Linked DNA regions of Homo sapiens: region 1 is linked to region 2. Evidence: chromatin contacts called from ENCODE Hi-C data. All regions are on one chromosome and are shown on one strand. Each heading gives the region's core, a stretch centred on a gene start or an enhancer-like site at or near the end of the contact. The rest is flanking DNA. Distances are from core to core; before and after follow the strand shown.

Region 1 (2,882 bases), core at 200-2,699, 100 kb before region 2:
TGTCTTAGAGAGGGAAAAGTTTTTTTAAAATTAAATGTAGTTGAGAATATTATGCTAGACCAAGTGGACTAGAGTTCCCTGTGGCAGGATCTCTCGGAGTGTTTAACGTGCTGACTCTCTAATTTGTGAATCTCTAAGGTCTTAGAGTTTGCTGACCCCTGCTCTGCTCTATCTCTAAAGGGCCAGCTAGTAAAGCTTTTGGCTTCGTGGGTCATCTGGGCTGTCGCAAGGACACACTGAGCTGTTGTGGCAGGCAGCTGCCATGGACAGTCTATAATCAAATGGGCATGGCTGTGTTCCAATAAAACTTTATTTATAAAAACACGTGGAGGGTCCAACATGGCCCCGGGACATGGTTGGCCAGCCCTGTCTTAGAGTACCTTGTGCTTTCCAAGCGTATTGGACCATGAAGTTCTTTGCCAAGTGTTGCTGATGTCCCACAGGACACTTCATTCAGCCAGGGCCTGGAATCACAGCCCTGGGGCATCGTCCCACTGTCCCATGCCCATCGTCCTGTTCCTGCCGATGCCATAGCATGAGGGGATGCTCTTTGAGTATGCTCATCTGAGGACTTGGATAAATCATCCAGACTCCTATTCGGAATTTCTCCTAAATGATCCAAACCACACTGGGCTGGAAAAATTGCCCAGATAGGGTTCGCATACGTGATTTTTTTTCAGTACTTCTTGGGATCGGCAGAACTTGAGGCATGTTTTGTTACAGTACTTAGTGACTCTGGAGAGACCATGCTTTATGGAGAGCCTGATTTTTCCTTCTTTCAAATTAGTCATTTTCGTGCTGTCCTTGGGGCCTGTGTGTGTATATTTGAGGAGGGTGAAAGCAGAGAAAGGGTTAAAGTGGGAAGGAGGTGTGAGTCAGGCCTCGCATTTGTCAGCTACCGTCACTTATATTTAAAAAGTGTTCAGTCTTTGTCTTTAAGCTGATGGCTTTGAATTCATTTTGGACAGAGAGTTTTAAGAAAGGGGGAACTGTTTGTATTAAGGCAGATGTGGATATAGTCTTTCAAGGTGCTAAATTTGTGCTGACTTGGTCCAAAATACAACCGCATCTGGTTATGTCTGGTGTTGACTACTCCAAAAATGCCCTAAATTCCAGACAACCTCTTGGGCTTAGAAATAGAAGTCATTAATCCTGCATTTGAATTTAATATTTGAAATTTTATCCTAATCTTTTTTTTTTTCTTCCACATGAATTAACTTTTGAACAGTTGGAAAGAAACGTGAAGTGTTTTTATTTTGTTTTTTTGGGTTTTTTTAAGGGCATATTCTTAACAAAAGGGTATAAAATTAAACTAGGTTTGACCTTTTGAGTTGAGCAGATTTTCCACCTGGTCGGAGCAGGGAATAGGCTTCTGGGTGGGACGGCAGCTGCCTCCCCCGCTTCTGGAAGGATACTGTGTACATTCGCAGAGTGGTGTGCTTCTTGGCCAAGCCGTGATGTGAGTTCCTTGTTGACGGTTAGTAGATAAGTGGTGAGGTTGTGCATCTGGGTAGATGATCCAATTCAGAGAATGGTTCCAGGCAGCTCCAGTTCAGTCTCATCAGAAATATTTAAGCTCCACTCTCCCCACCAAAAAATGCACATAATTCTGCAGGAATCTCACACGTGGGTGGATAGGGCCAGCTTGAGTTTCATCCGCTCAGGGGCCAACTTCTTTCTGGCATGAGGGGTGCAAGCTTGGGGCTTAGACCCAGCCACCTGGGGATTTCGACTGACCTGGTAAAAGAGAGAATCTGGAAAGGAAGGGTCTGGTAGCCTGCTGGTTGGGGGACGGGAGTCGGGAGGTCCATGCGGGAGGGAGGGGGATTACCCCTTGGAGCAATGGAGGATTTGGAATGTTGTGGCTCTCAGAGTCGGGGATTTGGGGAACATGACTTCTGGCACAGATGGCTGGGGGCCTCCTTCCAGCAGAGGAGGGGGCTTCCTCCGTGAGAGTCATCGCCGCCTGCTCATAAGGGCGTCTGCTGCTTCCGACAGCCAGGGTTTGAATCTTGGCCATGTTCTACTGAGTGAAAGACTGCAGAGAAGCCACTTAACCTCTCTGAGCCTTGGTCTTCTCTTGTGTAAAATGGGAATAAAATAGCACCTTCCCCCCATGGGCTGCTGTGGGGCTCACAGGGGATGACACGTTTACTGTTGGCCTCAGGGCTGGCACCCCGTGATGGGATTAAAATGCAACTCCCTTATGTAACTCGAGATTATTTTTACTCTTGAATTTATCGTGTTCGCCAAGGCAAAGGAGAGGGCCCGCCCGGTCCCTTTTACCATCCCCCGCCTGCCTTTTTGTGACTTGTTTTTCCTTTCAAGGGTGGTCTCTGTTCACTCCACTCTGATGTCACTGCCTAAAAATGTCGGGTCCTGGCTTGGGTGGTGGAAGTGGCATGCAGGGCGATCTCTCCCTGGCCAGCCCTGTGCCCCCCGGGGCCGCCCTGGCGTGGGCTCAGGAGTTCCAGGGCTCTTTCCCAGAGGGATTTATGATTCCTTCGGCCGGGGCTGGATTGCTCACTCCAGAAATAAAGCAAAGTTATGGAAAGCTGAGGCCATAGCCCTTACTTTTTTCTTCCCTTATTCATAAGATTAATGAAGCGACAGAAGAATCAGGTGCAGGCAAAGTGTCCGGACTGAACTGGGCTCCGATGTGAAGTTGTCATCAAACGGCTGTGGGGCTGGGGCCTGTCACTGCGACCTCGCTGGGCCTCAGTTTCCTCACTTGGGAGAGAGGGATTTGCACCAGCAGACATGAAAGGCGTCCTCTGCTTCACTGATTCTATTTTAGGCAGGTGAAGTGAGTGTTTCCAAAGTGTGGGACTCAAGAGGTCTCAGGTGACACGGGCATGATTATTTCGAGCTTCCACTTAAAT
Region 2 (2,992 bases), core at 430-2,929:
CCTTCTGTCCATATTTTTATGCTCTTACCGCACATGTAGGTAGGTACCAAAACCAATACATGTTCTTGCTTCAAATGATCTCCCTGTGAAAACCTTGACTTGATTTTCCTTCCAAGTATTGCCACTTATCCAGGGCTTCTGACTTACTGTCCAGAGGTACTTCTACCAACTCACACAGCCACCCCACACTTTCTCACACTCACACCTCACACTCACACATCTCACACTCACACCTCACACTCACACCACCTCACACACACATCTCACACCACCTCACACACACGTCACACCTCACCTCACACCTTACACTCAGTCACACCTCACACAGGTCACACTTCACCTCACACTTTACACTCACACACCTCACACTCAAACCTCAGAGTCACTCCTCGCACACATCTCACACTCACATCACACCTTATGCTCACACACCTCACACACATCTCACACACCTCACACCTCACACTCATACTTAACACTCACACCTCACCTCACATGTCACACATCACTCTCCAACTCACACTCACACCTCACTCACACACCTCACACACACATATCTCACACTCACACCACCTCACACATCTCAAACCTCACCTCACACCTTGCACTCAGTCACACCTCACACACATCTCACACTTCACCTCACACTTCACATTCACACACCTCACACTCAAACCTCACACTCACGGTCACACCTCACGCACATCTCACACTCATACATCTCACACTCAAGCTCACACTCATACTTCACACTCACACCTCACCTCACACCTCACAATTACACACACACCTCACACTCACATCACACTCCAACCCACACACCTCACACACCCATTATGCTCACATCTCACACACCATACCTCACACACACATCTCACACTCACACCTCACATATCGCACTTGACTCTCACCCTTCACCCTTACATCCACCTCGCACCTCGTACGCCTCACCTCACTCTCACACCACACCTCACTCACACCACACCTCACACTTCCACACCTATTTCCATGTGCCCCAGGCCCGTGTCAGCCCAAGTGCTTCTTTTCACGTCTCTCAAAGGGAAAGGGAGGAAGAGGAGAGCCGTTGGGAAATGTATTCTCCCGATATTGCCCCAAACCCTCCGGTACCAAATACAAGAGCCGACATCGGCTTCATTTCAGAGGTGTGCCAAATGCGCTCAGAGAGGCTCGGTGACCTAAGGCCCCAGAGCTGGCAAGGAGCAGGAGTATTCCAACCCAGCTCTGGCCCTGAGCCCACGCTTTCGTCCCCAGGCAGGGTCATTTCCAGCGAGCTGCGCGCGCTCCTCCAGCCTGATGCTGCGCATGGATCAGCGGGCACCAGGGGCAGCCACCGAGCCGGCCTCCTGCGGCCAACAAGCCAACAAGCAGGGCCGGGCTCACAACGGAGGTCTTCCCAATCTCTCAGATACAGACGATTCCCGCTCAGTGCCTGAAAAATGTTAACATCGGCAGGAGCCGGCGTGGAGCACACATTCCTGACTGCTTTTGGCTGCTCGTCAGCCCCGGTCTTCACACGAGTTTATCTTTATGTAACACAGGCTTTCTAAACACTTCAACATTGCCATGAAATCAAGATAATTTCTGGCAATTAAAGACCTGACTCACCCATTGTTCCTGCGCATTGTCATTCTAGGAAATTCCCTCAAGTGGGGCTCCCGGTGACCCGCCCGCCATGTGTCAGGCCACCTCGCCCCTGGAAAGCAGCTTTTTTCCAGATTTGATCAGAACAAGCTGCTTCTCTCCCCCTGGCCTTTCCCGGAAGGAGCCCACTTTCCCAACGCTTCCTGGGTTCACCTGAATTCCTTACCAACATGTATTTCTTCCACTTTGTTATTTTTGGATTAATGTAAATGAAGTCTGTCTTGGGCTCTCTAAGATAAATGAAAGGGATGCTAGGGTCAGAAGCTTCAGTGTTGGCTCTGCTGGAGAAAGATTAAGGTAAGACTCTGCATAATGCTCTTAAACCTCCCACTTCCTTAGTGTGAGACGAGGAGGAAAAGAGCATGAGGAGAAAAAATGAAGGAAGAGGAAGAGGAGGAAGACAGGGAGGAGGAGGAGAAGGGGGTGGAAGGGGAGGGGGAGGAGGAGGGGGTGGAGGAAGAGGAGGAGTGGGATGAAGAGGAGGAGGGGGAGAAAGGGGAGGGGGAGGAGGAAGAGGAGGAGAGGGATGAAGAGGAGGAGGGGGAGGAAAGGGAGGGGGAGGAGGGGGAAGAAGGGGAGGAGGAGGAGGAAGAGGCGGAGGGGATGAAGAGGAGGAGAAGGAGGAGGGGGAGTAGTCATACCTGCTTCCATCACGCCTGCGTTTTGGACAGCGTGATGGAGGAAAGGAGGGGTGCAGGTATATGTCTTCCCTTTAAGACCACAAGCTGCGAGTTGGGCATCACTGTTGTTCACATCCCAGAATCTAGATGTGGAGTCACACCTACCTGAGACCTTAGGTCTTCACTGAGAACGAAGGGTGGGGTGGTGAATCTTGGGGAAGGGCAGTCACGCACCTGGTTGTGATTAATACGGTCACTTAAGAGAGGGAATGGATGTAGACAGAACTAGCAATTTCCGACACCCATCAGGTTGGTTTTAGTTTGGGGACAGGTATTCTATACAAACCTGTGACTGCATGCAGGGTTATCCCTCCCACGTGCGGCCAAGACTGTGTCTCCTCTTCCCAGCCTGTGTTCATGGAAAGCTGCCTCCTCCCCACCCAGACCAGAGGCGGGTTGTGAGTGCAGGCAGTTTTTGGGAGGTGACCTCAGGAAGTGTAGGGGAGTTGGGAAGGGACCGGGGGAAGGGACGAAACCAATGCAGGGTGGACTGTTGATCAGCTGACCATGGTGGGCAACCGGGGCTCCACCCTCTGGGGAGCGCTGGGAGACTGTCTGGCCCCCTTGGAGTTTGCAGCCGAGCAGGGTTTTATGTTGCAGGGCTTCACCGTCCCTGGCCCAGGGCTGCTCCTGATGACAGTGGCTCCTGG

What was found. Hi-C counts contacts between places; a loop is a spot of excess contacts on that map. Pooled maps may share reads with other maps.
Region 1: a loop to region 2 is called in a pooled map, with 2.0 times the contacts of the local background. The contact joins two enhancer-like sites. A Hi-C loop is called at or near these places in 1 of 168 maps with a recorded cell type or tissue (Right ventricle myocardium inferior) and 6 of 50 pooled maps.

Annotation. Positions count from the first base shown.
Region 1 is chr16:87,032,683-87,035,564 of GRCh38, reverse strand. No RefSeq gene overlaps it. Among named protein-coding and RNA genes, the nearest start is that of LINC02181, 24 kb to the left of the region's middle. RefSeq lists a silencer at 1,706-1,879. Within about 2 kb of position 1,449, at least 4 of the 41 ENCODE cell types and tissues checked have a DNase peak (open chromatin) inside an H3K27ac peak, as active enhancers do.
Region 2 is chr16:86,930,156-86,933,147 of GRCh38, reverse strand. No RefSeq gene overlaps it. Among named protein-coding and RNA genes, the nearest start is that of LINC02181, 130 kb to the left of the region's middle. Within about 2 kb of position 1,679, at least 7 of the 41 ENCODE cell types and tissues checked have a DNase peak (open chromatin) inside an H3K27ac peak, as active enhancers do.